Linked DNA regions of Homo sapiens: region 2 is linked to region 1. A link is a loop called in an ENCODE intact Hi-C map of the cell type or tissue named here. Cell type or tissue: IMR-90. All regions are shown on one strand. Links, peaks and the distances in the headings refer to the core of each region. The heading gives the core; the rest is flanking DNA. Region 1 has its middle 170 kb from the start of UST. Region 2 overlaps UST (uronyl 2-sulfotransferase).

Evidence for each region. A loop is a pair of places that touch in the nucleus more often than their neighbours do. Peaks named below come from ENCODE experiments on the same cell type or tissue, not always from the same donor. Only the 100,000 strongest peaks of a DNase experiment are listed, where the experiment ranks them.
Region 2: it touches region 1 in a loop (2.3-fold over the local background); 2 of 110 quality-filtered maps call a loop at or near these places.

What each region holds. Positions count from the first base shown.
Region 1 is chr6:148,567,759-148,584,322 of GRCh38, reverse strand. No RefSeq gene overlaps it. Among named protein-coding and RNA genes, the nearest start is that of UST, 170 kb to the left of the region's middle. In IMR-90, for the core only: a CTCF peak has its summit at 5,970; DNase peaks (open chromatin) are centred at 5,972 and 6,272.
Region 2 is chr6:148,826,787-148,843,350 of GRCh38, reverse strand. All of the region lies in intron 1 of UST (uronyl 2-sulfotransferase), which reads right to left. Among named protein-coding and RNA genes, the nearest start is that of UST, 88 kb to the right of the region's middle. In IMR-90, for the core only: no CTCF peak of the experiment used is centred there; a DNase peak (open chromatin) is centred at 7,020.

The DNA.
Region 1 (16,564 bases), core at 2,961-10,960:
ATAAAATACTGGCAAACTGAATCCAGCAGCTCATCAAAAAACTTATCCACAACAATCAAGTAGGCTTCATTCCCAGGATGCAAGTTTGGTTCAACCTACAGAAATCAATAAATGTGATTCATCACATAAACAGAACTAAAGACAAAAAACACATGATTATCTCAATAGATGCAAAAAAGGTCTTTGATAAAGTTCAACATCCCTTCATGTTAAAAACTCTCAATAAACTAGGTATCGAAGGAACATAACTCAAAATAATAAAAGCCATATATGACAAACCCACAGCCAATATCATACTGAATGGGCAAAAGCTGGAAGCATTCCTTTTGAAAACCAGCACAAGACACAGATGCCCGTCTCTCACAACTCCTTTTCAACATAGTATTGGAAGTTCTGGCCAGGAAAATCAGGCAAGAGAAATAAATAAAGCGTATTCAAATCAGAAGAGAGAAAATCAAACTATCTTTTTTTGCAGATGACGTAATCCTATATCTAGAAAACCCCATTATCTCAGCTCAAAGGCTTCTTAAGCCGATAAGCAACTTTGGCAAAGTCTCGGGATACAAAATCAATGTGCAAAAATAGCTAGCATTCCTATACACCAACAACAGGCAAGTAGAGAGCCAAATCATGAATAATCTCCCATTTACAATTGTCACAAAAAGAATAAAATACCTAGGAATACAGCTAACAAGGGAAGTGAAGTTCTCCTCTTCAAGAACTACAAACCACTGCTCAAAGTAATCAGAGATGACACAAACAAATGGAAAAACATTCCATGCTCATGGAAAGAAAGAATCAATATCGTGAAAATGGCCATACGGTCCAAAGCAATTTATAGATTCAATGCTGTTCCCATAAATTACCATTGACATTCTTCACAGAATTAAAGAAAACTATTTTAAAATTTATATGGGACCCAAAAAGCTCCCAAATAGCCAAGACAATTCTAAGCAAAAATAACAAAGCTGGAGGCATCACACTACCCAACTTCAAACTATACTACAAGGCTACAATAACCAAAACAGCATGGTACTGGTACAAGAAGACCAATGGAACAGAATAGACACATAGACCAATGGAACATAATAGAGAACCCAGAAATAAGACCGTACACCTACAACCATCTGATCTTTGACAAATCTGATCAAAACAAGCAATGAGGAGAGGATTCCTTATTTAATAAGTGGTATTGGGAGAACTGGCTAACCATATGCAGAATATTGAAACTGGACCCCTTCTTTATACCATATACAAAAATGAACTCAAGATGGATTAAAGACTTAAATATAAAATGTACAACTGGCTGGGCATGGTGGCTTACACTGGTAATCCCAGCACTTTGGGAGGCAGAGGCAGGTGGATCACCTGAGGTTGGGAGATCGAGACCAGCCTGACCAACATGGAGAAACCCTGTCTCTACTAAAAATACAAAATTACCTGGGCGTGGTGGCCCATGCCTGTAATCCCAGCTACTCGGGAGGCTGAGGCAGGAGAATCACTTGAACCCGGGAGGTGGAGGTTGCAGTGAGCCAAGATCGCGCCATTGCCCTCCAGCCTGGGCAACAAGAGTAAAACTCCATCTCAAAAACAAACAAAAAAACAAACAAAACCTAAAATTATAAAAACTCTAGAAGAAAATCTAGATAATACCATTCAGGACATAGGTATAGGCAAAGATTTCATGACAAAGACACCAAAATCAATTGCAACAAAGCAAAAATTGACAATGGGATCTAATTAAACTAAAGAGCTTCTGCACAGCAAAGGAAACTATCATCAGAGTGAACAGACAACCTATAGAATGGGAGAAAATTTCTGCAATCTATCCATCTGACAAAAGTCTAACATCCAGCATCTACAAGGCACTTAAACAAATTTACAAGAAAAAAACAAATAATCCCATTAAAAAGGACATAAACAGACACTTCTCAAAAGAAGACATACATGCAAAACATAGGAAAAAAAGCTCAACATCACTGATCATTAGAGAAATGCAAATCAAAACCCCAATGTGATACCATCTCAAGCAAGTCAGAATGAAGATTATTAAAAAGTCAAAAAACAACAGAATGCTGACAAGGTTGTGGAGAAAAAGGAACACTTTTACACTTTTGGTGAGAGTGTAAATTAATTCAGCCTTTGTGGAAGACAGTGTGGTGATTCCTCAAAGACCTAGAGGCAGAAATACCATCTGACCCAGCAATTCCATTACGGGGCATATACCCAAAGGAATATAAATTATTATAAAGATACATGCAATAATTGTATGTTCATTGCAGCACTATTCACAATAGCAAAGACATGGAATCAACCAAATGCCCATCAATGATAGACTGGATAAAGAAAATGTGGCACATATACGCCATGGAATACCATGCCACCATAAAAAGGAATGAGATCGTGGTTTTTGCAGGGACGTGAATGGAATTGGAAGCCATTATCCTCAGCAAACTAATGCAGGAACAGAAAACCAAGTATTTCATGTTCTCACTTATAAGTGGGAGCTGAATGATGAGAACACATGGATACATGGTGAGGAACAAAACACAACTGGAGCTTGTCAGAGGGTGTGAGGTGGGAGGAGGAAGAGCATCAGGAAGAATTGCTAATGGATGCTGGGCTTAATACCTAGGTGATGGTATTTCTGGTAGTTAGGCATGAGTGGATCAGGAGAGGGCTCTTTTCCACCCACTGGGAATGTCGAGTGATGGTTTGGCAGTTATCACATTGCCTTTCTAAAAGCAATGAATTGGAAGCCAGTGCCAGGAAGGAGCCATTTCCTGATGGTCAACACCTGCCCAACTAAAGTGCTAATTGGATTCATATGCCAGGGAGAAACAACTTCCCAGCACATGCATTAAGACAAAATGGTGGAGTATGACCTTCCGAGGGCATACCGCCAGCAAAGGGAAGAAAGTCTCAGATGGTCATGCGTACAACTTCCTAACCACACTGTACGTGCTCTCCTCCCAACGGTAAGGAGGGCACTGTGCATGCTGGCAGCCCACCCTAAGGGAAGAATCATGGGAAAGGGGCCAGCCTGGAAAGTCCTAGGATCAAGGTTAAACAGAGCACTTGATCTGAGTGCCCACTTGGGTCTCTTCCAAGCATAGTTTTCTTTCTTTCTTTCCTGTTCTAAAGCCTTTTAAAATAAACTTCCGCTCTTGTTCTGAAACTCGCCTTGGTCTCTTTTTCTGCCTTATGCCTCTCTGTCTAATTCTTTCTTCTGAGGAGGCAAGAATTGAGGTTGCTGCAGACCCATACGGATTCACCTCTGGTAATTCGGATACCTTCCACCAGTAACAATGGGATGATCTGGGCAGCAAACCACCATGGCACACATTTACCTGTGTAACAAACCTGCACATCCTGCAAATGTACACCTGAACTTAAAATAATAGTTGGGGAAAAAAATTTTAAGTACGATCCTCCCCCCCCACCAAAAAAAAAAAAAGAAATCTGTGAGAATTCTTCAAATGTGACACGAAGACATGAAGTGAGAACATGCTGTTGGAAAAATGGTGCCAATAGACTTGCTGGATGCAGGGTTGCCCCAAGCCTTCAATTCGTGAAAAATGTAGTATGTGTGAAGTGCAACAAAGCAGAGAGCAATAAAATGAGGTATGCGTGTCCTTGATGATCTTATCAAGTTTGAGGAGTGAGCTCCCTGGCTTAGTCAGGGAACCACACGTGGAGGGTTACAAGCTATGTCAAAGGACTAGGGGATAAAAACCAAGCACAGTACAAATGGTTTTTAAGAGCCTGCATCATTCAGGAAGTTGCCAGAAGGAAGTGAGGACTTAAGGATAAATATTAATCGTGCTGGCATAAAAACAGACACACAGACCAGTGGAACAGAATAGGGAGGCCAGAAATCAATCCAACATATATGGTCTACTAATTTTCCACAAGGGCACCAAGAGGATATTTGCCTCTTCAATAAATGGTGCTAAGGAAACTGGATTTCTACATGCAAATAAATAAAATTGGGACTTTATCTTACACCATACATACAAATTAACTCAAAACATATAAAATACCTGCATGTAAGACCTGAAACCATAAACTTTTTAGAAAAAAATGTAGGAGACAAGCTCCTAGACATTGGTTTTGGAAATGATTTTTTTTTTTTTTTTTTGAGATGGAGTCTTGCACTGTTGCCCAGGCTGGAGTGCAGTGGTGGGATCTTGGCTCACTGCAAGCTCCACCTCCCGGGTTCACGCCATTCTTCTGCTTCAGCCTCCCGAGTAGCTGGGACTACAGGCGCCCGCCACCACGCCCAGCTAATTTTTTGTACTTTTTTAGTAGAGATGGGGTTTCACCGTGTTAGCCAGGATGGTCTTGATCTCCTGACCTCGTGATCCGCCCGCCTCGGCCTCCCATGATTTGTTAAATATTACACCAAAAGCTCAGGCTACTAAAGCAAAAATAAATAAATAAATGGGACTACATCAAACTAAAAGGCTCCTGCACAACAAAGGAAAAAACCAGCAAAATGAAAAGGCAACCTACAGACTGGGAAAAAATATTTGCCAACCACATATCTAATAAGGGGTTAATGCCCAAAATGTATAAGGAACTCTTACAACTCAATAGGAGAAAAACAAATAATCCAATTAAAAATGGGCAAAGGACTTGAACAGAATTTTCTCCAAAGAAGACATAAAAATGGCCAACATGTATATGAAAAAGTGCTCAACATCACAATCAGGGAAATGCAAATTAAAACCACTATGAGATAATGCCTCACACCTGTTAGGGTGGCTGTTATCAAATAGATGAGAGACAACAAATGTTGATGGGAGTGTGGAGAAAAGAAAACCGTCGTACATTGCTGGTGGGAATGAAGATTGGAACATTATAAAAAAAACAGCATGGAAGTTCCTAAAAACATTAAAAATAAAACTATGACATGATCCAGCAGTTCCTCTTCTGGGGATATACCAAAAAAGAGATGAAATCACCGCCTTGTAAAGATATCTACACTCCCATGTTAATTGCAGCATTATTCATCATAATTAAGAGATGGAAACAACTTAAGTGTCCACTGGAGGATAAATGGATAAAGAAAATGTGGCATATGTATATCAGTGGAAAGTAACCACTATACTATCTATACATGTCTCATAACATCATGTTGTAAACCTCAAATATACCAAATACAATTTATTTTTACTAAAAGGATAAGCAAATCATAGAGAAGTGGTTGAACTCCTCCCCCAAAAAGCACACATACAGGTGCTCCAAGGCAGACCAAAGCACACAGCCTGGGCTGAGAAGGGGACTAGGTCCCTAAGGGAAGACGTTGGGACAAGAGCCACTTACTCTAATCCTGTGGTGTCAAAGCAGGACCTGAATATGCCAGGCTGGCCAGTGGGGTCCACAGAAACTGAAGAGCACATGTCCAGTCCAGCCTCACAGCTGCCCTGCAAAAATTTGGGGTGGCTCTTGCCAGATTTACCTATTTTTCAATAGAAATGGAAACACCGGACTCTTCATTCTAAAATGTTGATACTTAATGTTTACAAAACGTTAACACTACAAGTGAAACAAAACATGTGCATGGGCCAAATTGACCCCAGGTAGACAATCTATGACTCAGGATTAGGTCCACATGGCACAGTCACCTACAGAGAATTGTCTGTGTCAAATCGGAGTCCGGCAGCCACCACTCAGGACGCTTTTCTATGCATGTACAGATATTCTTTACTTGTGAGTTGGGAGGGCTGATGCCCTGGATCTCAACAAACATTAACCAAAACAGATGAAGGTGACATGGTGATGGATTACTGCTGGGACTGTCTTCATCATGAGGTGACGTCCTCATTCTTCCCTAAGGCAGGCAGAGCTCAAACAAAGTCGCTGCCTCATTTCCACAGAACTCCTTGCTGCTTGGAGGGCCGCTGCCTCCTTCACACTGTCCCCAGGAGCAGCGCTGTGGAGCTGCCCCGTGTCACTTGAAGGGCGTCAGCACCACTGTGTGGTCAGGCTTCATAGCTCCGCACAGGCTGCTGGAATAAACCAGAACCCAGAAAATGTGATTTTCTTAAGTTGCATTGATGACAACTGAATTGAATTGAATTAAAAATACAATTAGCTTGATATGTATACAAATTCAGTGGGAAATGCTTTTGTAGATTCAAAGAATCTTTTGGGGAAGTAGGTAACCCATGCCCAGCCTGAATTTCTAAATTCTTGTATACATTCAGAATGATGAGTACCAGGTTTTCTGAATCACAAAGCTGAACGTGTGAGCAAGAGGTCCAAGGGCACACATTTAGACTTTGCTTCAGGAGTGGGAATTCCCCTCACCAATAACCACATGAATCTCAGGGCAGAGTTGGGGGAAGAAAGTTAAGAACCATATACACATAAAAAGAATGAGCTTATTAAGGAAAAAAATAACTTTACTTTAAAAATTATTATTTTAAATTATTAATTATTTAAAATCATTTGATTAAAATTATTAAATATTACATATGTTTAAAATATAAATTATGATCTATCTTAATTTCTGTTTAAATTAATTAAAATATTAAATGATTATATGTATCAATCTTCATAATTATTAAAATATTGTTTGTTTAAAATGAATAACAACAGAAAACAAACTTCATAAATATCAAAAACAACAGATTTCTTCTATAACAATATAGATCATTGTATAGATGTGTTCAAGAAGAGAGGGAACAAAAGAACTGGGGGTGAAATGGGAAAGAAAGACAAGGAGTTTTGGGGGACAAATATAAAACTGTCTATGGTTAAAGACTCCACTCCTCCAAGCTGTTGAAGCTGCCAACCAGATGGAATTCTTAGCGAGCCATTAAGCCTCTTTTAGTCCCAGCTTCCTTTCCTGCAAAAACGGGAATTACATAGCTGACCCTATCTGTCTACCAAATATGCTGTCAAAAGGCTTAATAGGATTTTTGTGAAAGCATTGGAAAATTATAAAGTATATAAGACATTATGGCATTTACAATAATATAGCTTTAGTAATATACATGGAAAAAAACATAGAAGAGGACAAAAGTAGATTGAGGGGGCCAAAGAGTGGCATGGGTGGCTCTTCTGGTTCTGCCTGCTGTGATGTGGCCATCAGAACAAATTTTCTCCAGCTATCTCTTGCCTGTAAAATTCAAGTTGTCTCAGTAGTCTTTTGAATGGTCCTGATCAGCTTTATTTCAGACTTTATACTTTACATTTTACTTTTATTTTTCTGAATCTCACCCTGTTGCCCAGGGTCTCACTCTGTTGCCCAGGCTGGAGTACAGTGGTGCGATCACAGCTCACTGCAGCCTCCACTTGCTGGGCTTAAGTAATCCTCCCACCTCAGCCTGCCGAGTAGCTGGGACTACAGGCACACGCCACCATGCTTGGCTAATTTATTAATTTTTTTGTAGAGATGAGGTCTCACTATGTTTTCCAGGCTGTTTTCAAAATGAAGCTCAAATTATGCACCCGCCTCAGCCCTCCAAAGTGCTGGGATTACAGGTGTGCGCCACTGTACCTGGTCCAAAGTTGACATTTTAAATAATGCCTGTCCTGACATGGAGTGTTGAAAAGTGTTACGTGTATGAAGAAATTTAGACATTTACATTGATGTGAACTTTGAATTTCTGTGACATTGAAGATTCCTTATCCATTACTTTTTATCAGAGATTGTTTTCCTCCCACTGTAAGTGCCTAAGAGTTAGATTCAGGATCAGCCTTTGCTTAGTTACTCTATATTATTGCTTGTATAGCTTAAATGTATGTATGGCAGTTCTAAGGAAGAACAGTGTGTAGGTAAAAGCAGCCTGAAACCATGAAATTCAGGATAGACACAGCCTCCTTGACCCACAGTTACTCTGGTACAATGACACTGTCAAACACTACTTTCATCTTATCACTTCTTATGGTTCTCCAGTGACTTAAAGGAATCCAAACTCTTTGTGGCAAACCAACCTCTTAACTGTCTTGCTCCAACCCACTTTTCCATCTAGTTCTGCAATCAGCCTAGGATAATACAGCATAACACTATATAGCAGCCCAGAAAGCAAATGGTTTAGACTGTATGTGGAGAATGGGCACTACAGGGGGGTCTTTAGAGAAATATAAACAATAATAAAATGATAGACCATCTGATATTCTTCAGCATTTACAAAAATCCATTGATAGCTAAATAATCCAAAGCAGAAAAAAAATTAAGTCTCAGTATATAGAAAGGAAAACCATGATAATTTCAGGAAAACAAAACATTTTGCAAGAATGAAAACATGATAATAGTGTATTACTTAGGTTTTGCAATCAATGTTATTTACAGGAACCTACTAACGTCAATTACCTGTACCTTTATTGCTTTGGCTAAAAGTGGGATATAACTACCATGGGATTGGAAAGAAAGGAAGAAGGGTAGGGAATAGAGAAGTACTAAATTTCCATCTAGCATAACAGAAAATCAATAGATAATGTTCCAGTTAACAAAAATAGTTCTGTAAGTATACTATTTAGAAATCTAGAAATAAATGTCATCTCGTTCATTATACCGATTATAAAGGTCTATTTTCATATTCTAGATACTCAATTTGAAAATGTCTTGCTTTTCCAGGAAGCTTTACACAGCCAATTGCCAATTTCTCAAGGCACCCTATACACCTAGGTTAAGGTTCTTTGTTTCAGAAAATGGATCTGAGTGCCTATTTTGAGTCTTTTCTTGATAATTTTGAATTCTTTGGACCAACTTCTTATAAAATATAAACGGTTTTTTTTCTACCATATCATTATAGAGTTGACAAATCACTCTGGGACCACTTGTCCATGGTGTCACTTTCTGGTTGGTTGTTCATTGGGCTTGCATGATGAGTGTTGACTTGTCTATTCCATGAGGATCCTTTCAGTGAAATTCGGCAATATGATCTTGAAAACCACTTCCGTGGTCACATAGAAACAACAATGCCTTGGAAACTCACCAGAGAACAAATGAATGAGGGACACTGTCACCCCCTGCCCTGCGATGTTGTGGAACTCTTTCCTTGGGGTTGGCAGTGACATGAGGCAACTGACCTAATGATAGTGTCAGTGGTGGCCCCTACATATAACATTAGTCACAATTTGTTTATTTTTAATATAAAGATTAAATATGCACAGACGTTCTCTATTTTTACCCTTCATTCTAGTGAACTGCCTTTCATACCCCACTCTGGATTGCAAGGTGTGTCTTTAAAGGGCCAATCTCCATGCTCTGCTTCTCAGCATTTTGCAAAATGTCCCTGAGTCAGAAGGGAGGGAGCATGGGCCACTGAGGTCTCTGAAGGAAAAATGGAGCTTTGGCCAGGGTGGAGCAAGGGAGTCATTTCCTTGAGTTCTTTTGCTTTACCTTAAAATTTTATGCAGTTTGTTTTCTATTTAAGAATGTTATACCTATGCATGCATTAAGCAAACACATTTGCATCAAACTCAAAGTGATAATTCAGGCAGAAGCCTGCTTGTTGTTCTAGTATCTCGTTTTTGAAGCATATCTGTAGGATAAAGGAATAAGGGTGATTTGAAATTATCACTAAGGAAAGCCAGCTATTGACCAAATTCATTCAAATGTCCTCCAGGAAATATTTTTTATTTGAATCACAATGGCAGTTTCTTACATTTTCTTTGCCCTCAGCCTATTCTCCCATTTTTCTGGCACCTTCATCAGGAGCTTCCTGTGGTAGTCAGCCTCCCATGGCCCCCAAAGATCCTCAATCCTGGATGTCTGTGCCTTGCTCAGACCCCTCCCATACTGAGCCAGGGCTGCCCTGGGTGGTGCATTCAATACGGGGAAGGTGATGATGCATAACTGCAGAGGTGAGGCCATGAGGGGCACTGCAGTACCTGCCTGCTTCTTCCAACAACTTGCTTACTCTGTGGAAGTGAAGCAGAATATTCAATGGCTAAGGGAGTACAAAGGTTCATATGTCCGCATTTGTCAATCTATTTGGGAGATGCAAAGACATCCACCAGAGAAGTTTTAATTTCCACTTCGCACTGAGTTAATACCATTAGATTGGATGAACATTGAACACATGAATGCACCCTAATTTTATGTGTATTTATTCATTTCTTGGCGAGTCTAGGGACATAGGATATCACTGTATTGCCCTCAGGCACCATTCGGCCCTGCTAAGTGCTTGTGATCATAATGTAGGAAGCCCAGCCAATGGTGCGCTTCTATTTGCATCTTTGTGAAGGATCAACTTCCGCCCCTAATGCCATTAAAACCAAGCACACAAATAAACCCTTGATCACAGAATCACAAAATGTAAATCAAGATTTTCAGAAACAATGCATCCATATATAATTAGAGCCCTGTCAAGAAAAAATGGCATTTTTATTTGGTAATACATCAAGGGCTTTTGGTACCGTTAATAAAGTAAAACAATTTATTTTCATTATTGTTTATTTTGTCTTCATCTCATACTTTTAAATCTTGTTTGTTTCATAATAGGTATTAGTATAGTAATACACTTGAACAAAATTTGTCAGTAAATAAATGCATCTATATCTGTGGTATGTATTCAAAGCTTTGTGTAATGCATGTAAGGTCAAAAAAGTTTGGGGAGCACTGAGATTATAAGCTATCATTTTTTCAGGGTTTTTTTATTAGACAGGGTCTCGCTCTGTTGCTGATGCTAAAATGCAGTGGTGCAATCATAGCTCACTGCAGCCTCAAATTCCCAAACTCAAGCGACCCTCCTGCCACAGCTTCTCAAGTAGCTGGGACTACAGGCACACACCACCATACCCAGCTATTTAATTTTTTTTCTTTTTAGTAGAGATGAGGACTGCATTACTGTGATGAGGTCACACCATGTTGTCCAGGCTGGTCTCGAACTCCTGAGCTCAAGTCATCCTCCTGCCTCAGCCTTCCAAATTGCTGGGATTACAATTGTGAGCCACCACACCCAGCCACTTTTCAGTGTTTGCATAGGAAATTCTTGGACTAGGGATTGCTCTGTCTAAGATGGCCTAGAAGGAGCCACATTATAGCCTTACTGCTCCTCCCTGTTCACAGCTATGGTCTTAATATCAAATGTGAATTTACACACTTTATCTCCTTTAGTTCCATGAGGTAATAATTAGCTGTGTTTTACAGATGAGAAAATTGAGAGTCTCTCGGTTTAGTAACTGGGGCTATATTTAACTATAAGTGAACCCAGGTCATACTGACTCCAAAGCACATGTTCTTATTATTACCCTGCCTTGAGTTTCCATAAGAGTAGGACTTCTTACAACTCAATTTTTCATTCCATGCATATTCTGCTTTACTATCCCTAAGACGTATAGTTTTTTGACACTTGAAAATCTCAGAAGTTAGGCTGCATCTTATAACTGAGGGGGTCTCAGCCCTGCTCCTGCCCAAGTGGCAGTCCTAATGCAGGAGTCGCTGTCTGTACACATGGCCTGTGCATGCTTTCTGACATTCTGGGAGCGTGAACGGTCTACTGTAACTGCACGTGGTTTCAGCCCACAAGCAATTTAAGGACATGGGAATCCGGCGTGTTGAGAAACATGATCTTTTTTCTAGGTTTAACACCGTTGCTTCCTTTAACCATTCCTAATGGGGTTTTCCTAATAAACCATGCCCAGTTTATTTCATGTCTTTGTTCCATTTCTTTCATCTGTATAGAATGTTCTTCCCTCATTCTCTTTCTGGTTTGTTCTCCTCCAAGACTCAGAGTTCAAGAGTCAGATTTAAGAGTTACCTTCACACTAGGCACGGTGGCTCATGAGCTTGAATCCAGGAGTTTGAGACCACCCTGGGCAATATAATGAGACCTTGTCTTTATGAACTTTTTTTTTTTTGAGACAGGGTCTTGCTCTGTCGCCCAGTCTCGAGCGCAGTGGTGCAATCATGGTTCACTGTGGCTTCAACCCCTCTGGGCTCAAGTAATCCTCCTATCTCAGCCTCTGAAGTAGCTGGGATCACAGGCGCATTTCACCACATTCAGCTAATTTTTTTAATTTTTAGTAGAGACAAGGTCTCACCATGTTGCCCAGGCTGCTCTCAAACTCCTAGACTCAAGCAATCTACCCACCTCAGCCTCCCAAAGTGCTGGGGTTACAGGTGTGAGACATCGCATCTGGCCCCCCAAAAATTAAAAAATTAGCTGAGTGTGGTGCTGTGAGCCTGTAGTCCCAGTTACTGGGGAGGCTGATGTGGGAGGATTTCTTGAGCCTTCAAGGCAGAGGCTGCAGTGAGTCGAGATTGTGCCACTGCACTACAGCTTGGGCAACAGAGTGAGACTGTCTCAAAAAAAAAAAGAGTCACGTTCTTGGTAAAGCAGTCCCACAGCACTTAACTAACACAGGTTTCTCCCCTCTCAGTGTCCACTATCACACTTTCAGCTCTTAGAGAGGGGGCCTCAGCCATCGCTATGGCCCTGAACATATAGAACATGTGTAGGTACCACCCTGGACCCTCATAAAGCCTTCATCCCACACATCCCAATCTCTCTCTCTCATGCCCCACCCACTAGTTGAGCTTGCATGTCATGGACGGAGCCCCTTTCTTCCTGTTGGCCTTGCAGTGTGCCCTTCAGTGTGCCCTGCAGGGCAGCGTGCCACTGCCCTGTTCTGTCTGCGATCTGTATGTGATGAACTGCTTCTGTTTCTTCATGGGCTCTGTGCAACTGCTCTTCTGTGTCTCCCCTGACTTCTCTCCTGCTCAGGGCTCTCCTAGAGAGCGGCCATCTTGGTGGGAATAAACTGCACACAGGTCAGACAGAAGCCACAAGGGGACCTACCAGTATCAACAGGTGTTCTGTGAGAGGGACCCCTGGCCGTGGGTCACACATTTAAGCATTAGGTTGTCTGCCAGAATAAAGAGGTACTCCACGAAAGGCTCACTGTAAACATCCATGATGAAGTTCCCTGGAGCGCTTCAAGGGCAGGGCTAAAGTTTGTGGCCACTCTCCTGAGAGAGACCACAAGACCAAATTAGAGTAAAACACAACACCTACTGACCAGGGTGTCAACGGTGAAGGGGTCAAAAACACCGCTAAAGAATAGCCTAAGGCTGAGAGTCCTGAAGGAAGAAACACACTTCAAAGGGGGGCCGATTTGTGTCCCCCAGAATACATGCACTGAAGTCCTACTGAGAAGGTGACCTTATTTGGAAGTGAAGCCATCACGGATATAATTAATTAAGTTAGGATAAGGTCATGTGGGAACAGGGTGTGCCCCTGATCCAATGTGACTCGTGTCCCTTATGGAAGAAGGAAATGTGGACACAGACATGCACACAGGGAGAACACCATGTGCAGATGAAGGCAGTGATCGGGATGTTTCCACAAGCCAAGGAATGCCAAAGATTGCCAGCAAAGCCCCAGAAGCAGGAGCAGAGTCTCTCTCCCAGCCCTCTGAAGGAACTAACGCTGCCCATACCTCCTACTTAGTTATGCAGCCTCCAGAATGGGAAGACAATGCATTTTTGTTGTTTAAGTCAGCCAGTGCGTGGTACTTTGTTACACCAGCCCTACAAAACAACTGCAGAAGCCTCCTTCCCCAAAACTGCTAGTCAGGCCTCACTGGGAAGGTGTGGCTGCTACCCGATGGATGATAGATTAGTTTCCTGAACTGACCCAGGTCAGAATTGGTCCAAGTCACAGGGCTGAGCTGGCAGGAAACAGCCACTGCCTCTCTCAGGCTGGCAGAGGAAGCTTCCAAAAGCCTCCTGCTGGTGCCCGTGGGCTGTGGCTGATAGGCAGGAAAGGGCAACATGGAACTCACTAAGAACTGTAGGGTGCCACCGAAGCTTGGTTCGGGGAGTACCAGTGGATGCCCACCTCCTATGTCACTGGTAGCCGTGCAGGAGGAGCAATGAGAAAGGAAAGGAAGCGTGCTGGGTGCTAGGAAGAGAAGCCCCTTCCTCCTGCATTGGTCCCGCCAGTGCCCTGTATGCACACACAAAGGAGAAACTCACAGTGCTCGGCTTCAGGGTGGGTAAGCGACAAAGAGTCCATTTAGAGCAGAGGGGCAATAAATTGATAGCCAGCTCACCCCTTCTTCCCTTCAATGTATTTAAAGAATATAAAACAGAATGTATGATTTTGAGAAGGATTTGTTTCCACCAAGGAAGTGGCCAAACAAGGGCTGGGGGGCCACATGGCAAACCTGTTCTCCACGGGGGTTCTTAAGATTTTTTTGGTGCCATGAGCTTCTTTGACTGTCTGGTGAAGCCTGTGTATCTTTTCTCAAAATAATGTTTTTAATATGCATAGTCTAAAATACATAGAATTACAAAGAAACCAATGAAATCAAAACAAAGTAATGTAAATTATTAAAAAAAAAAACAAATTTGTGGCCAGTTGCTGTGGCTCACGCCTGTTATCTCAGCACTTTGGGAAGCCACAGCAGGAGGATCACTTGAGGCCAGGAGTTCAAGACCGTCCTCGACAACATCGCAAGACCTCGTCTCTACAAAATTTTTTAAAAAATTAGCCAGGCATGGTGTGCACACCTGTAGTCCTAGCTGCTTGGGAGGCTGAGACGGTAGGATCACTTCAGCCCAGAAGTTTGAGGCTGCAGTGAGCTGTGATTACGCCACTGCACTCCAGCCTGGGTGGCAGAGTGAGACCCTGTCTCAAAAAAACAAAACAAAACAAACAAAAAGCAAAACCAAATTTGTGATATAGTTTGATGATTAATTCTATGTGTGAACTTTATGGCATCATGCGGAGCCCAGAGAGCTGGCTAAACATGATTTCTGGGTATGTCTGTGAGGGTGTTTCCAGATGAGGTTAGAATTGAATGGCAGCCTCAGTAAAGCATTGTAGATGGGCATCAGCCAATCTATTGAGGGACCGAATACAACAAAAAGCTGGAGGAAAGGGGAATTTGCTCGCTGTGCCTAACTGTTGAGCACAGACATCTGTCTTCACCCTTCAGTGGAAACTTACACCATTGGTCCCCTGGTTCTCAGAACTGTACCACCAGGCTCCCCAAGTCTCTAGCTTGAAGATGGCAGGTTGTAGGACTTCTTGACCTCCATGATTGTGATAGACAATACCTTATTTTATTTATACACAGACACAGACACACACAAACACAAATACACACGCACATATATATGTATACAGGATAAAATTCCTAAAAAGGAAAATAACTCAAAGTTTAGACAGGGTTTCATTTTAACATTAATGCATTTTGCGTGGTTTTTTTTTAAGTGGAGTCCTTATTTAACAGGAGGAATGGGCCCTCCTGCCTCCCTGCTTCCATAACCCCGGGATAGACTTCGCCGCCTGTGGAGTCATCACACCACACTGTCATTAGTGCCCATGTCGATGTTCTCCTCCCTGGACTGAGCTCCCAGGGAGCAAGAATTGACATGCTGCATCATTCCTACCCCACCAACCAGCGCAGCGCCTCCTCCGTGCCAGGGCTCCACAAGTATTTGTTGGATGAAGAGTACACAACAAGAAAGTACGCCAGCACCTATATCTTTTTTCCTTTTTCAGGAGGCTACCCCAAGGGAGAGTGGAATTGAGCAAAAATGGAATGTGCAGCCTGGGGACTTTAGGTCTGTGTTCCAGCCTGTGCCTGCCAGCCTTGGCCGCTCTGCCCTAACTTCTAGTTCTGCCTTCTGGGATGTTGCTTTGCATAAGCAGGATAGGGCAGATATCTATATCTATAGATAGATATAGATATAGATATAGATATAGATACACATTTATATTATAGTAATATATATTATATAATATATAAATGTTATATATTATATAATATATAAATGTTATATTAATTATTATATAATATATATAATATTATTATATATAATATAATATAATTATTATATATAATATAATATAATTATTATATATAATATAATATAATTATTATATATATAATATAATATAATTATTATATAATTATATAATATATAAAATAATTATATAATTAATATATAATGTATTTACATTGTATATATTATTATATATGCACATATGCATATAAAATATAAAATATAAGTATATTATAGGTAATATAATTATATATAACAAAATTTTATATATAATATAAAATTTGTGGGTATATATATGCATATATGTACACGTACATAGTTATATATGTACACATACATTTTTTTTACCACCTCTGGAGAACTGTAATACACAAGTGCTTCTATATTACCGCACTAAAAACCAAGATCTAGCAGTGGGTTCAATAGCTACATCATTTCTAAGTAGTGATGAGTACAAATAACATCATGGGCTATTTGTAGCCACTCTGAAGTGACATGAAAATATCTGTGTTTTGAACACTTCCGCTTCCGGTTTATTTATTTTTGAGACAGAGTCTTACTCTGTTGCTCAGGTTGGAGTGCCATGGCATGATCTCAGCTCACTGCAGACTCTGCCTCCTGGGTTCAAACTATCCTCCCACCTCAGACTCTCAAGTAGCTGGGTAGCTGGGATTACAGGCGTGAACCATCACAACCAGCTATTTTTTTGTATTTTAGTAGAGAGGGGGTTTCGCCATGTTGGCCAGGCTGGTCTCGAACTCCTGGCCTCAAGCCATCTGCCTGCCTCGGCCTCCCATAGTGCTGAGA
Region 2 (16,564 bases), core at 3,613-11,612, 260 kb before region 1:
GTTTAAAGAGATCTATATTTTAAAATCACAAAACAATTCCACAGTAAGGACCAATATCTTCTGAGTTGGCCAAAAGTCCCCTAGCAGAACATAAGTGACATTGGCCTGGGCCAGTGGCCTTTGCTGTCTAATGTAATAGGAAATGGAGCCATTCAGAAGGGGATGTGGACTTTAGGGGCACCTGTCTCACTTACCATCTGCTTCCCATTCCCCCTGTGATCAGTCAAAACATTTTCAAAATATTTTACCCAAATAAGACACTTGATAGACGTTGCTTTCCTGAAATTTTAATCTGGGAAATGATGTTTGTTTAGCTACAGGAATCTTCAGGTGCCTAGACCACATTCAAATTTAGGGTTGCAAAATTTCATTTCTGGCAATAATTACATAGGCGTGTTCTTTATTTTATTTAATATCTATTTCCGGTGTTTTATTTAGCTCCCAGAACCACACAGAGTATGTCATCACCGCGACAGAGTGGTTTGTAAACCCACTAAGTACTACTCACTAGGATTGCCACAGACTAGGCCTGTTATAAGAAACCTCTTAAAATATACAGACGAGGGCCACGCTGTATTTGCCTTCTCCAAGGGTAGGAATTAAGGCTAAGTGCAAGCATATGCCTGCCGAGGAAATGGTCTGACACTTTTTAAACATATCAAATGCTCCAGCAAAATAAAGCAGTACATGGTTTAAATAATATTCCCACTTTGCTGGGATAACCACAGAGGGAGGGATGTGCAGACGAGAAAACTCCCCACCACCTTCCTTCGGGCTCTGTACTCCCTAGCTCCCTTCTACAGGCTGGACCTCATTTTCCTCAACAAAGTCAGCCGGCGGCCTCCACACTGTAGTGATCATGGCCTGACCTCCTTCACGCACTTCTGACTTGAAACACAAGCAGCTAAAACCAGTTTTTGCAATCTCTCTCAAATAGCTAGATCTTGTAAATAAAATAATGATTGGTGTAAGACAGTTACATATAACAGATGTGTGCATATGACCATCTGACTCTCCCTCAAAACACAGATGAGAAAGGATGGGTTGGAAAGCCCCTTCTTGTCTACACAACAAATTAACTGAGGCCTACCTTGGTTTTTCCTGGAAAGTAATTAAGACAAATTTTCCTTATTTCACTGACACTTTCTATACCGTAATGGCAGACTTTAGAGATCCTAAGAATGACAGCAAAAACACTATGTGCTGCTCTGGGAGGCCCTTTTGATTTTTGTTGTTGTTGTTCTTGGGACAGAGTCTCACTCTGTCACCCAGGCTCAAGTGCATTGGTAAGATCTCGGCTCACTGCAATCTCTGCCTCCTGGGTTCAAGTGATTCTCCTGCCTCAGCCTCCTGAGGAGCTGGGATTACAGGCACGTGCCACCACGTCCAGCTAATTTTTGTATTTCTAGGAGAGATGGGGTTTCTCCATGTTGGCCAGGCTGGTCTCGAACTCCCTTACCGCAGGTGATCTGCCCACCTTGGCCTCCCAAAGTGCTGGAATTATGGGTCTGGGCCATTGCACCCAGCCCCCTTTGGCTTTTAATTGACACATGATTAATGTACTGCTATTATAGTATTTTAAGGGTAGTGAAAAGTTAAGTGTTCATTCTTATTCTTCAGAGACTTATTTGTTCTAGGTAGACCAAAGAAAATAATTCAGAAAACTGCTTACACAAAGAAATATGACACAGCTCTTTTGCATCTTCCCTGGAAAAAGCAGCAACAATTTGCTATTTATTCAAACACATGACAGAAAAAAAAAACAAAAACAAAACAGACCCCCTTGGGCAAATTATAAAGCACAGCTAGGGAGAAAATGAAAAGTGCTTTGAAATTTTTAAATAGTAATTATCAAATAGTAATTAAACCAAAGTAGAACAGGAAACAAACCAATCTATCAACTTAGGGGATTTTCTGTCTCCTTAGTTACATGGAATAGCACTTCCCACAGATGAAACTTGAGGCAGGGTATAATTCTGGCATTAAAATAATCAATAATTCATTTTCTCCTTAAGTATTAAATTAATCATAAGAGAAGGAAATTATGTAAATACATGCAGGTATGGAAATTTGTTTAATGAATATAAATTAATTACTGATGCCATAAGAAATTTTCTATCATCATTTTTATGTATTCACTTAATAAAAGGAGATCTTTCTGCTTTTTAAAAACATTCTTCACAAGCTATAAGAAATACGTTTTATTCTATTTCAAATCTTACTAGTCTTTTTTTTTAATCTATCAAAATATCAATAAGAGTCATTGTAATTTTACAATTTTGTTTTTGTTGGGTTTTTTTTTTTTTCATTTCAAAATGTTCTTGGTCATTGGGAAGAATGCAAAGCAGAGATGGTCACGCACAAAGAAAAGTTTTCATTAATAAATACCAGAGGCTACAGCATGGTAAGGACACACACCAAGCTGTGCGACCACCACCCACCAGGGTGACCACTGAAGGGGAAGACGCAGTGAACGCAGTGGAAGACTGAGCACCCGGGTGTCCAGCTGCTGGGGCTCCACAGGTGAAGGACTCAGTAGGTGAGGGGCAGTCCCAAAATGCCAAAGAGCATTAGTTGACCTTAAGCAACACAGGTTCAAACTGGGCGGGCCCACTTATATGCAGATTTTTTTCAAAATACAGTCAGCCTTCCATATCCAAAGGTTCCATCTGCAACCAGACACGGATTGAAAATACAATATTCTTGGGGTGTGAAACTTGTGGATGCGGAGGGCTGACTTTTCGTATCCACAGGTCCCTCAGAGTCCACTGTGGGACTTAAGTTTGCTTGGATTCTGGTATCTGCAGGTGGGCCTGGAACCAATCCCCTGCAGATACCGAGACCCAACTGTACTGGCTTCCTTCTGATGCTAACCACTAGGATATGACGAATAGCTAAAGAATTCAGCTTTCAGAGCACCTATTGGCATTCTTGCACATACAAAAGAGGTGCATTCTAGCAAATGTAGCCTGAAAACTGAACGTGTAAATCAAACCCCATTTTCCCATGGACATTCCTTTTGAAACAGGGTTTGGATTCACATGGGGCTGAGGGTCTGGGAGAAACCTGGCTCCAGTGGTTCCAGCATGAGCACCAGAAGCAGCATCTCTAGCAGTGCAGCCCCAGATGCAAAGTCCAAGTTTCCATCCCAGGATCCTAGAGGTTGCCTGATCTCTGGGAACATACCTTCCTTTGGGTTCCTTCTGCAACTATTCCTTTTGTTCCTCTTGCCCTCTCAATATCATTGTACCAAACCTCTTGTATTAGATACCCTCTGTTTGCAATAGCCAACGAGTTTCTGTTTCCTGACTGGAGTCCGACTCAGACAACATTCCCTTCAATACCTAGCAAAGTGAGTTTTGCCCAAAATAGGGAAGTAGGGAGGTAGTGTGGTACTATGAAAAAAGCTCTAAATTTGGAATTAGAACTAAGTTGAAACCTCCACCTTACCATTTACTGGCCAAATGACCTTTGGCAAGTTACCCCTTTTTACCTTCTCTGTACAATGGAAGCAATACTAGCCACATACCAGGGAAATTGGCTGAAAGCTTCTAGTTCTAGTTCTCAGCCTTAACTGTACCATAGCATCATCTGGGAAACTTCTTCAAAAATACCACATTTGGGATCCTCCAAATGTTGGAGGAGAAGCTGATATCAGAGAAGCTGATAATCCATTTTTGGTGGGATCCAAGCATTGGTAGTTGCAAAATCTTCCCAAGTGACTCTGCCTCACAGTGTGATTTGAAAACCATAGGTGTAGCAGCATCAACGTCACCTCTTAGAAAGGCAGACTCTCGGGACTCACCTCAGCCCTATGAAATCATGTCAAAAGATGAAATTACAACAGATTTATTTTACAGATTGAATAAGCTTTCATTTTTGATTCTAGAATCAGGCAAAACCTCATTCTATATAAAACAAAATAGGTGTTCCAAGGAGCTGAGCAGAGAGGTTGGCTTTAGAGACAGAAAAGGGTGAAAGAAAGCAGAGACAGAAAACAAAAAAGTGAACTGGTGGTTTCAAAGTTACTTTCCTCAGAGGGTTAAAGGAGAGGGGCCTTCCTGATTATGCTGACTCAGGTTGATTGGAACCTCCTCTTGTTTAGGAAAACTGGCCTGTTTCAAAGTTCAGTTTGTATACACGGCACTTAGCACTAAGTGACTCCATTCTGGTTTGATCTATTCTGCTGCGGCCGAGTGCAAGAGGCTAATCCAAAACAATGGCCTCCCATAAACTTTGTTTAACTGAATCCACATTTTGCCAGATTCCAGGTGATTACTCTGCACATTAAAGTTTGAGGAGTGCTTGGTCTAAAATATAGTAGGTACTCAATGAACAACAGTTGAATCCGAATATTAGCCGGTTAAATAGATAATGAAATTGAATATTGGGCAGCTGCATATGGGGGCATATACCTATTCAGAACAATTCAGGGGACCTGCTGGGGGCCCCTTTATTTTGGAGCCTCGCGCTGCAGTCACACTATCCTGGATGCCTATGCCCTCACATGCAGTTCAGCAGCTTCTAACTGGTCTCCCGCCTCTACTCTTCTTCCTCTGTGATTCTTCACTCTCCACACAGCAAAGTGATCATTAAAAAAAAAAATTCTGTAGAGACAGGGGTGACAGGGATCTTATTATGTTGCCCAGGCTGGTCTCGAATTCTTGGTCTCAAGTGATCTTCTCACCTTGGGGTCCCAAAGTGCTGTGATTACAGGCTTGAGCCACCATGCCTGGCCCAAAGTGATCATTTTAAAGGAGAAGGAGAGCCTTGACACTGACAGTGACGTCTATGGACCAGCAGCAACAGCAACAGCAACAGCAACAGCATCCCAGGAAGATGTTAGAAATGCAGAATTTCAGGCCCTGCCAGGCTTCCTGAATCATGGTCTTCAGCTGAAGTCCCTAGGTGATTGGAATACACCTGTTTGGATACTCTAAAGGCTTTCTGTTATCTTAGGAGGAAACCTCACATTCCTAGCTGATCTGGACCCACTTCCTCTCTGACCTCGTGTCCTGGCACTGTCCCCACACTCACCATCACCTGCACACGCTGGCCTTCCTTCTGCTCCTTGAGTCCACCCTGCCCTTTCCAACCTGGGGCCTTAGAACTAGCTGCTCCCTCTCACCCCGCCCTCAGGCCTTCATGTGGCTGGCTCCTTCGCCCATACGGCCCCTCCTGAGAGTGGCCTGACCTGGTCACCTATTTAATGAGTCACCTTCCTTCACTCTATCCCTAGTTGCTCTCTATCATATGATACTGATTTAATCTCCTCAAGGCATTTATGAACATCTGAAAAGATCTTATTCATATGTTTACTTATTACCTTCCCCCTCCAAGAATGTAAGTTCCATAAGAAGAGGGAACTTGGCCAGGCACGGTGGCTCATGCCAGCCAAGGTGGGCACATTGCTTGAGCTCAGGAGTTCAAGACCAGCCTGAGCAACATGGCGAAACCCCGTCTCTACAAAAAATACAAAATTTAGCTGGGCATGGTGGCACATGCCTATAGTCCCAGCTACTTGGGGGACTGAGGTGGGAGGATTGCTTGAGCCCAGGGAGGTGGAGGTTGAGGCTGCAGCAAGTTGTATTTGCACCACTGCACTCCAGCCTGGGTGATAAAGTGAGACCCTGTCTCAAAAAAAGGAGAGAAAAAAAAAAAAAGAGGGACCTTGTATCTCTTGTTCTCTGCTGTACCTTAGAACCCAGAAAAGTGCTTTGTACTTGGTAGGCATTTAATAAATATTTGTTGAATACATATCCTCATATTTTTCCACTGCAATTCCCAATGCAACAATGAGTTCAATGCTAATTGTTAGAAAGAGTCTTTCCTTCCCACCCCTTGGGATTCCAAGTGAAGGAACTTCAGCTACAGGATATTCCTGGCCTGACATCTCTCCCATCTCCTTTTAGTAACCTGTCTGATAGATGAACTTTTGGAGAAAGCAAGAAAACATTTCTGGTTTTTAGAACAAACCTATCTCCTTGATTCTGATACTCTTTGCTACTAGGTTCTCTGCATGGAGTAGGCTTTGTCCCAGGAAGGGGTGAGGATATGGATTGAGGGGGATAAGTTCAATTTGGAGAAGAGTTAGGGAGTCTTTGGGATGCAAATCAAAAGCCATTTTTTTTGACATGAATTACCTGTCTTCAATGGTCCAAAATTGCTCCAAAATTCAGGAGATAACTAAAGGGGTATTATGTATTAAGCCACCTAAAATGCTAACACACATCACAGTATATATATCAGGTGTACTGATAATACCTATCAGTATACATGGGATCATTTGAGAACTATAAGTCTTCCTCAAATATCCACGGAATGATCTAGAATTCTGTTCTATGCCCTCATGAGTTATCAGCTGAGGAAAATGATCCTGATTCTTGTGGTTTTCCATTACCACTTCTAAAGAGAATTACTCATATTTTCTTGTAGTCCAGTCCCCCAAATGTAAGTGTCTTCAAAGCTTGGCTCTGTTGAGCATCTGTTTCACCTGAAAATGTCCTGCTTTCTCACCCACCTTGGGGGAAATACCTTGGCTCCCCAGGAGGTCACCTGTGTACTCCTGGACCATCCAACCCCGCCCCTGTCTGGATACTTGGTGGACCCAATGTCCATCTTTTTGCAGGGCCTCTGTGTTTCCAGTGGCATCTTAAAATAGTAACAAGTCTTAAAGAGTGGCACATTTACCCTAGGAACAATTAGAAAATGTTCATCAAGTTCAAAAATCTCTAATTTCCTTCAGAGCTAGATGTAACTTAGAGTTCTAATCCAATCCCTGTACCAAGAATCCAATGCTCAGAGAAGTTCAGTGATTGGCCCAAGGCGACTCAGCGAAAAGGTTCGTGCCTGAACGCTGGAATCAGTTCAAGATGGACCATCTCAATCATGAATTTCAATAAAGGAATTAGGTAGTTGTGTCAAACACTGCCAGATGCCAAGTAGGTCCTATGAAATTTGTGTTTGTTTGGGTTTTTGTGAGATGGAGTTAACACACGCAAATGTGAGCCAGACATAAGAAAAAATGATGAAACGCTGCCAAGTCATTACAGTACCAATAACAACTATAGCTAAGAAAAGTAACTGATGACTCAGAATAAATAATTTCCATACACATTAAATTAGCATTGGCTTTTGGCGAGAACATCTTTGAGCACACGTAGCTGCAGGGCTTAACTGAGAGTGCTGTCAAGCAGATGCTCCCCCAACCCTCCCGTGTGGGTTTGGGCTGCTTTTCCTCCTCTTCCGCAAAACACGATGAACTCTGATTGTTCAAATTAAACAAAAAATGAAACTCCCCAAAATTCTGCCTTCAGTCACCACCACCCAGACCTGTAAATCAGCACTGCTCATTTCAGTAAGTTATTGGCCAGACAACAAAAAAGGTGGTTTCCTTGAGTCCTCACTGAACATAACTGTGTGCCATCATTAGAGGAAAACACATACCCATCTTTAAATTAACCAAAGTTTCTAACATCCCTTTTTAAAAAACAGCCATAAATTTGAAAAGGAAAAATATTTTCCAAGGAAAGCTGATTGCTCGGAACTTCCTACCCCACACACTTCCGTATTTGTACACAAACCTCAATACTTAGGATTCAGAAATGAATCAACCAGGCCTCATCTTGGAAAACACTAAAGCCCCCCACAAGTCATGGAGACTGGCCAGTATTCCCGGAGTGCCAGGGATGCCTGGCTTGGTACAATCATAGTGCCCATTTTGCAACATGACAAATGACAGATTGGAGACTCAGAAAATGATGGCATTTGAGCTCTTCGAGACAAAACCACTTGAAGGATAAGTCATTAAACCTTAACAAGCCAAGACAAGAGGTGACCAGGGACTAATATTCAATACCAGGGGACCAGGGACACGTTTGATTAAGACACAGACTCTCTGAGAAAGCTTACTAGGCTACTGCCTTTCTCCCAACTGGAAAATAGACTGTTGACCACCTTCTATGTCAGTCATCCATCAGTATTCAAGGGGTACCAGTTCCAGGAACCCCACAGACACCAAAATCTAAGGATGCTCAAGTCCCTGATATTATATGGCATAGTATTTGCATATAACATACATACATCCTCCAGTATACCTTAAATAATCTCTAGATTACTTATAGTACTAAATACAATGTAAATGCTATGTATTAATAGTTATACTGTAATTTTTTAATTGTATTATTTTTATTGTTATATTATTATTTTTTATTGTGTTTTTCTGAATATTTTTGATCATTGGTTGACTGAATCCACAGACACAGAACCTGAGGATCCAGAGGGCTTAGTATATTGCATAGGGATCATAACATGTTTTATATTCCTATTTAATTCAATAAAAAGTTTTCAAGTTTCTTGGGATAAAATTTAGAGTTGGTAGCAACATATTGCCTTAAAGATTGACTATTTATTTGTATACTTTGGGCACTCCATATTAATAGGTCATGCTAAATGGCTGTTTTCTATTAGCAAACTGTGGAAGAAATTTATCTTTAAAAGTGTGGATGCCATGATAGCAGGGTCTGTATTTTTCAAATTTAAAAATCCCCCCACATAGCATAGTGCCTAGCTCATTGTATGCCCTCAGTAACTGTTTTTTGTTTGTTTGCTTTCTTGTTTTTTGAAACAGGATCTCTCTCTATTGCCCAGGCTGGAGTGCAGTGGCGCAATCTCGGTTCACCTCTTTCTCACAGGCTCAAGCAATCCTCCCACCTCGGCCTCCTGAGTAGCTGGGACTACAGGCGTGCACCACCATGCCTGGCTACTTTTTCTATTTTTTGTATGGACAGGGTTTCGTCATATTGCTCAGGCTGGTCTTGAACTCCCGAGCTCAGGCAATCTGCCCACCTTGGCCTCCCAAAGTGCTGGGATTACAAGCATGAGCAACTGTGCCCAGCCTCAGTAACTGTTTAATAAACCAAGGACTAAATGAATGAGTGGCTTCCTTATTGGAAATAATGCTGCTTTGGTAAAGAGAATGCTTCCTCAGAAATGATTTACTTTCACCTAGAAAAATCTAATGGTTACCTACTGGTATCTAAGGGTTTTCCTGTAAGATGTAACTAAATGGTAATAAATTGTTTTATTTTTAAAATGTGGTCAAGGAATTAAGATTATTTTGACATTGGATGTTATTTATCTTTGTTTAAATGTATTCACGGTTAAAATGGAATGAACCTTATAACTTTATGTGACTTTTTCTCCTGGGTATATTAGTGCTATTCTTTTGAAGTCTTTAAAATCTGTTAAACAAAGTAAAACCATGGAGACAATAAATGGAAAAAATTACATATCTAAGACAGACTCTTACCCATATTGTTTCAATAACAGCATCAATTTATGAACAAAAAACAAGACGGTGAAAAGGTCAACACAGCAACTACCTCTGTCAAAATCAACCATTTCACAGAATGCTCATATTGATAAGAAAAACACTTCATTCTTAAACTGTCACGGTTTACGCCAGCCCTTAAGACTGTGCTTAGATCTTGAGAAATGTTTTTCCCTTTAACCTTTTTGATGAAATGGGTGGTTTTAAAGGCATGTTTTTCAAAAATAATATTGAGATTCATGCATGTTGAATTTTAATCACTCTGCTTCTCTGAGCTGGAGATCTAGACAGTGAACAACTCTGTGAAGTTTATAGGTGGGCAGTTGGAAAGGTGACACTATTTCCAGCAAAACTAGAACATCTATAACCTGCTTGTCCTCCACCTAAATTTCCCTGACCACAAGGTATCCTTTTCATCTTGAACATATACTTTTTCTCCCTGGAACTTTCTGGTTCTCCTCATTTAAAGCCAAGGCTAAGTTTTCTTTCTATAGGTTCCACAGTTGGGGTTCGTTTTTTGGTTTTTGTTTTTTCAGATAGGGTCTCTCTCTTTCACCCAGGCTGGAGTGCAGTCGCACGATCTCAGGTCACTGCAAGCTCTGCCTCCGGGGCTCAAGCGATCCTCCCAACTCATTCTCCCAAGTAGCTGGGATCACAGGTACATGCCACCATGCCTGGCTAATTTTTGTATATTTTGGAGAGACAGATTTCGCCGTGTTGCCCAGGCTGGTCTCCAACTCCCGAACTCGAGCAATCCGTCCGCCCTGGCCTCACAAAGTGCTGAGATTACAGGCATGAGCCACTGCGCCTGGTCAGGTTCCACAATTTTAAAAAACATGCTTATACTATTTTTCTATCATTGCAGATAACTGTTTCATTATACCCTATGATACTGTCTTCATAGTCCTAAATGAAGCAGTGGTGAGAAGGTCATGAATGATCTGGTGCTTTTTCTCAGGAGGACAGGGGGTCAAGAATGATTCCATCAAATGGTGTTGGATAAGGGAGCTCCTATACTTTCTTTTCTTGTTATTAACGATTTGAGATGAAGGCTTTTTCTCATGCTTTTCTATGGGCTATTTGTTCTGACAGTTATGACAAAGAAAAGATAGAAATACAATACTGTCTTGGCATTGCTTGTTAATTTTAAGAAGCAAGTTGAAAAACAAATCAAAGAATATAATACTTCAGGAGTTTTGAGTCCTTACCTAAATATCAACTAAAACTCATCTGACCGAGCTCCAAATAGAAACTGACTACACTGCACCACTGGGTATCCCAACTCTAATAAGGTATTGTATCCTAAGGCTCATGCCACTGGATTTGCATTTTCTAATTCACTTTCCAATGCAAGATTACTTGGACTTCTGATGAAAATGCTCCTCCAAACAACTAAATCACCATCAGGTTTATAACCAACTCAATGTGTGATAGTCCTGACACCATCACCCCAACCTAACGCGGCACATGGTTATTTCACTCTATGGGATGCTGATCAGTTTTTGGTCTGTCTCAGCTACATCTTTAAATTACACTTGTGCTGTACTCAGATCCTAAGGGCTTCATACTAAGACATGTAAATTATATCCATAAGCAAGATGTTCAGTTGATAGTTTTTTCAAGGATTAAAAAAAATTAATATGCACACCAAAACTTGGCATCCCATTTTGGATGATTTCAATAAAGATCTCACAATATCCTCAGATACATCTCAGAGTCAGGAAGAACACATTTACGGTGTTTGGTTTAAAGTCAATTAATATTCTTTTGGGAGGCCGAGGCAGGTGGATCACCTGAGGTCAGGAATTCAAGACCAGCCTGGCCAACATGGCGAAACCCTGTCTCTACTAAAAATACAAAAATTAACTGGGCGTGGTGGTGCATGCGTGCAATCCCAGCTACTTAGGAGGTTGAGGCAGAATCGCTTGAATCCAGGCGGTGGAGGCTGCAATGAACTGAGACTGCGCCACTGCACTCCAGCCTGGGCAATAGAGAGAGATTGTCTCAAATAAATAAATAAGTAAAGTCAATTAATATTCTACCAAATGTATTTACAAGTATTAGACCCATTGTTTATCATCAGGTTGGGTAATTGAGTTTAACTGCAGTGAGTCAAAACTGAATTGGAATCCACCACTTACTAGCCCTATATATGACTTCGGGAAAGTATTTAAGCAATCTGGGTCTCAGTTCCACCCCACCTACTTTCTTTTTTTTATTTTTTTTAAGAGATAGGGCTGTACTCTGTGCAGGCTGGAATGCAGTGGCACAATCATAGCTCTCTGCAGCCTTAAACTCCTTGGCTCAAACAATCTTCTTGCCTCAGCCTGCCGAGTAGCTGGGACCACATGCATGAGCCACCGCACTCAGCTAGTTTTCCTTATTTTTAAAATAGGGGATAACAATTGTTCTCATCTCTGAGGGTTACTGTTAGGATTATATGACTTCTTATTTGTCGGGCACTTAGCACAGTGTCTTGCTTCCGATAAGCACTATATAAATGTCTGCTAAGTGAAAATAGAAAATACAATGCCTGGCACTCAGAAGGGATTCTATAAGTGATAACTAAATCTGAAGCCAATAGCAATAAAGACTTAATAAAACAAAACTAAACTATAAGGCGAATTTCCTATAATAATAAAGTAAAAAGAATACTTGTCTGTGAGTCATGAAATGACTGTCCCAGTCACAAATACACCCTGTGGCTGTGGAAAAGACACTTCCTCTCTCTGCACCTGAATTTTTTCATCTGCAAAATGAGAGAATTGTACCGCAGAAGTTACAGTAGCTTCCAGATGCTGGTATGTGGCTGCGAAACAGTCGGCGCTGGTCTAGTCTGTGAGAAAGACGAAAGCAAAGGGCACAAAGGGCAATGTGTTGATCTGCTTCCTAAAGTTATATTTAATCATTTTAAAGGAATTTCCTTCAAGATTGATTCTTCCCACCCCCCCCTTTTCTTTCTTTTTCTTTCATCTTTCTTTTAATTTTCCTTTCTTTTCAATGTAAAAATTTCTTTTCTTTCAAGCAACGGTGATGAAAGCAGAATTTTACTGTGGCAAAATACATATATAATTTACCATTTTTAAGTGGACAGTTCAGTGGCATTAAATACATTCACAATGTTGTGCAGTCATCACCACTATCCCTCTCCATAACTTTCTCATTAGCCCAAACTGAAACTCTACACATTACACAATAGCTCCCCATTTCCTCCTCCCCCCTGTCTCTGGCAACCACCATTTTATTTTCGTTTCTATGAATTTGACTACTCTAGGTACTTCAAATGAGTGGAATCATAAAACAGTGTCTTTTTGCATCTTGCTCCTTTCACTTAGCGTAATTTCTTGATGGTAGAATTTTTAAAAATGTTTTTACTTGACAGTCCCCAAGTAATGCTCTTCCTAGTTTCTAATCCAAAAAACCACTGGACTAGAAAACCTCTAAGGTCTCATCTAGCACTAAGGTTCCATAGTTCTATGATCAAGGGCAGTGGTCACATTTTCAGTGCATTGTGGCACCCAACACATTGTGGGTGAGTGCTCCCGAAAGGAAACGATGCGGCAAGACCCTGGGGCTGCTGCTTAGTCCGGTCGTCTTTGTGGGGATAGAATTGGATAGAATATGTGTTGGGTCTATCACTTCCCATATTAATTGCCATATCTCTTTTGTGCTCTAAACTAGTTATACTATAAATGTAGAAATGAAAGGATAATAGAAAATACAGTTTTTGAATGCATGCATCATGTTGCCAGACAAAACCTGGCCCACTTGCCACAAACTGGCAAGAAATTGGTGGGTGTGGTCCAGTTTCCAGCAAATTCTACAAAGCACCTCCTCATGTCTGAACTTTGAGCAATTCAGTAAGTCACTCTATTAAGGGAACTATTTTAGGGAGGTATTGGTTTCTCCAATTACCTTAAAAATCACAGATCTCAGGTTTTGCTGTTTTTCACTCACCCAGCCTCATGGACAAGAGGCTTCAGGAGTTGTAGGCTTTATGTGGCATTCATCATCCATCTTTTAAGTGTAGTGCCTGGTGGTTTTTAAATGTTAACAAAGTGATATGCAAGTCTTTTCCTGTGCTACTAACCCCAGGATGTTCTTGCACTTTAAGTCACAAACTATGAAATTACTTTTTAAAACACCTTCCAAAATAATAGTCCCTAGGTCAGACCAAAGCAAGTAGAGAAATACATAATGATGGGTTGGTAAAATTGTTTTGTGTTTTGAGAATTGAAGCTATGAGTAACTATTAGAAAGAAGAGGACTACAAAGAACAAAGTATTAAAACAAGTGTTTCTGAATATATAAAAGTGAACCCCCAACCATTCCAAACAAACCGAGGGTAAAAATAAGGAGAACACTCGTCTGTGAGTCATGAAACCAGGAGAACACAGTGATCACAGGGAGAGGCTGGTGCAGAGTCCAGCAGAGAAATGATGGCCTCAAAAGGGCAAGTAGAGATGGTGAGAGTGGGGTGGATTTGAGCCGGATTTTGGAAGTAGACTGAACAGCACAGAGAACACTTAATTCTTGTGTCTGGAATCTCATACAATATATAATTAGCCCATGTGCTCTGCCCGCTTCACAATGATGCTCACACATGGCTGAAGATTTCTGCATTTTCCAGATAGGGAAGTTGGGCCTAGAGAGGGTCATTAGTGCAGAGGGTGCCTGCTCACATGGCTGTGTGGGATGAGCAAGGCCAAAGCCATATGCATGGTTACAGCGGACCCAGGTGCAGAGGTGCACGCCCATATAAAGACGTACATTAAGACCTCTTTCCTCTAGCAATGTGAAACATGGTTAATCTTAAACGTCACTAAAATCCATCCATCCATCCATCCATCCATCCATCCATCCATCCATCCATCCATCCCAGGGCTTAACTTGAAATGTCCACTTTGTCCCTGGGTACCCTCAGCTAGATCTGGAGCACATCTCTTCTTAAATGAATTTTCCACTTCTTACTCCAAGGAATTGGTGCCATTGTGTTTCTGGTAGGTTATGTATATTTTGAGCAATTCCTGCTTGTTCCCTCCCAAATAAATAGCATGTGCTTTCTAATTTTTAAGGAAGAGGCAAATCTGTTTTCAGCTGACTTATTCAAATGGAACACTAATGAAAAGTTAACCGCAATGTACTATTGGTTATAAAATGTTACTGTAACATTAAATTGTTTCTGATGTTGATCTGATTAATTTAATGATTCATTAAGACTTGAAAAGTGTCTGATACTTAGTAGGTGGTCAGTAATGATTACTTAATGAATACTTTTGCTCCAAAGCTTAATAATAATAATAAACAATCATCATCATCATTGCAAATACTTTTATTTGCTCCAAGTGTTTTATGTGCATAAATTCATTTAGTCCTCTCTCCATTTTACAGGTGAGAAAAGTGAAACCAAGTGGTGCCAAGTAACCTGCCAAGGACATAAATCTAGAAAGTGAGAGCCAAGAATTTTAACCCAGGCAATCTGGTTCCAGAGTCTGTGCTCTTAATAGCACATTATCTGCTTGTCTTAAGTGAATGAAACATAGGTTTTTAAAACCTAAGGAGCATACGATAATTTAAATATTTTCCCAAAATATTATACTGCTATAACTAGCTCTGCATGCTTAATTTTTCCAGTAATATAACGGCATTATTAACTTATGATTTTGTTCTGTCTGTGCTCTTTCTACACATAATTCTTGACCTCAAGTCAGGCATTAAAATAAAAACCAGTGAAAGAGCACAATTATAGTGTTCTTTGTAAATAAATAAATAAATAAATAAATAAATAATATAGACTAACAAAGTACTTAGGAGCATCCACTATCAGACCTAAGTTGAACAAATACGTAATTTGACAGACGTCATATATCCTGACAGATATATTTGACAAATATATATATTTGACAGAAGTCAACATATTTGACTTCTGTCAAATTACGTATAATTCAGAAGGGATTAAGATTCAGAAAGTGAATGGTTCAAATTCATTCTTAAACATATGGCAACATTTGACAACCTCTATGAAAAAGCTTTTTTTCTCCAAAAAGAACAAATGAAAATAGATTGTTATAGGAAGAATTTCTTACTCTCCTTAATCCAATCACTTCAAAAAGTCATAAAAACAAAAACACACTTTTAAAAATACATGCTTGAGGGTAAAAATTCTCTACCATCTGTTTTAGTAAACCGCATATGTTCATCTAAATATCATGTCAAGTTTTTCTTTTAATGAATACAGAGTACAATCTAATTCACAATTAGTGTTTTTGTTGTTGGTTTTTTTTTTTTTTTTTTACAAACTAGAATAATTTCAAAGTTAAGAAAATGGCAAGCCAGGATCATGACTAATATTCTCACTGAATCCTCTCTTCGGGAGTTTAGACGCTTTTTTTTTTTCCTTTTTTGAGACAGAATCTTGCTCTGTTGTCCGAGCTGGAGTGCAGTGGTGTGATCTCAGCTCATTGCAATCTCCACCTCCTGGATTCAAGCAATTCTCCTGCCTCAGCCTCCTGAGTTGGGATTACAGGCATGCGCCACCATGCCTGGCTAATCTTTGTATTTTTAGTAGAGACAAGGTTTCACTATGATGTCCAGCTAGTCTCAAAGTCCTGACCTCAAGTGAGGCCATCTCTGCCTCCCAAAGTGCTGGGATTACAGGTGTGAACCACCGCGGCCGGCCCCAGACTCTTCTTTTTTCAATGAAAGGCTACAGACTCCTCTGTTAGAAGAACAAATCTCACGTAATTTTAAAACTTCAGAATCTAATTCCACTCTAAAAAGTAGAATTAAATTAGCAAATCTATTCTGATGATAATTGGAACTGTCCAAAAGTCCATTTGCCAGCGTACCCCAAAGTGAGTCATACTTTATGTCATACATAAACCACATGCACTATAGAACAACAAGCATCTTCTGCATTTCAGGCGGTATCAACAATGCCCTTATTTATTGGTAGGTAGAATAATGGCCCTCAATGATGTTTATGGCCTAACTCCCAGAACCTGTGAATGTATTACCTTGCATGGCAAAAGAGACTTCAGGAGATTATCCTGGATTATCTAGGTGGGCCCGATGTAATCACAGAGAGGCAGAACAGAAAGTCAGGGACTGAGCTGTGATGATGGGAGCAGGGTCAGTAAGATGCAACATGAGAGGCACTGAACCTGACTTTGTTGGCTTTGAAGATGGTATTAGGGGGCATGAGCCAAGGAATGCAGGCAGCCCTTTAGAAGC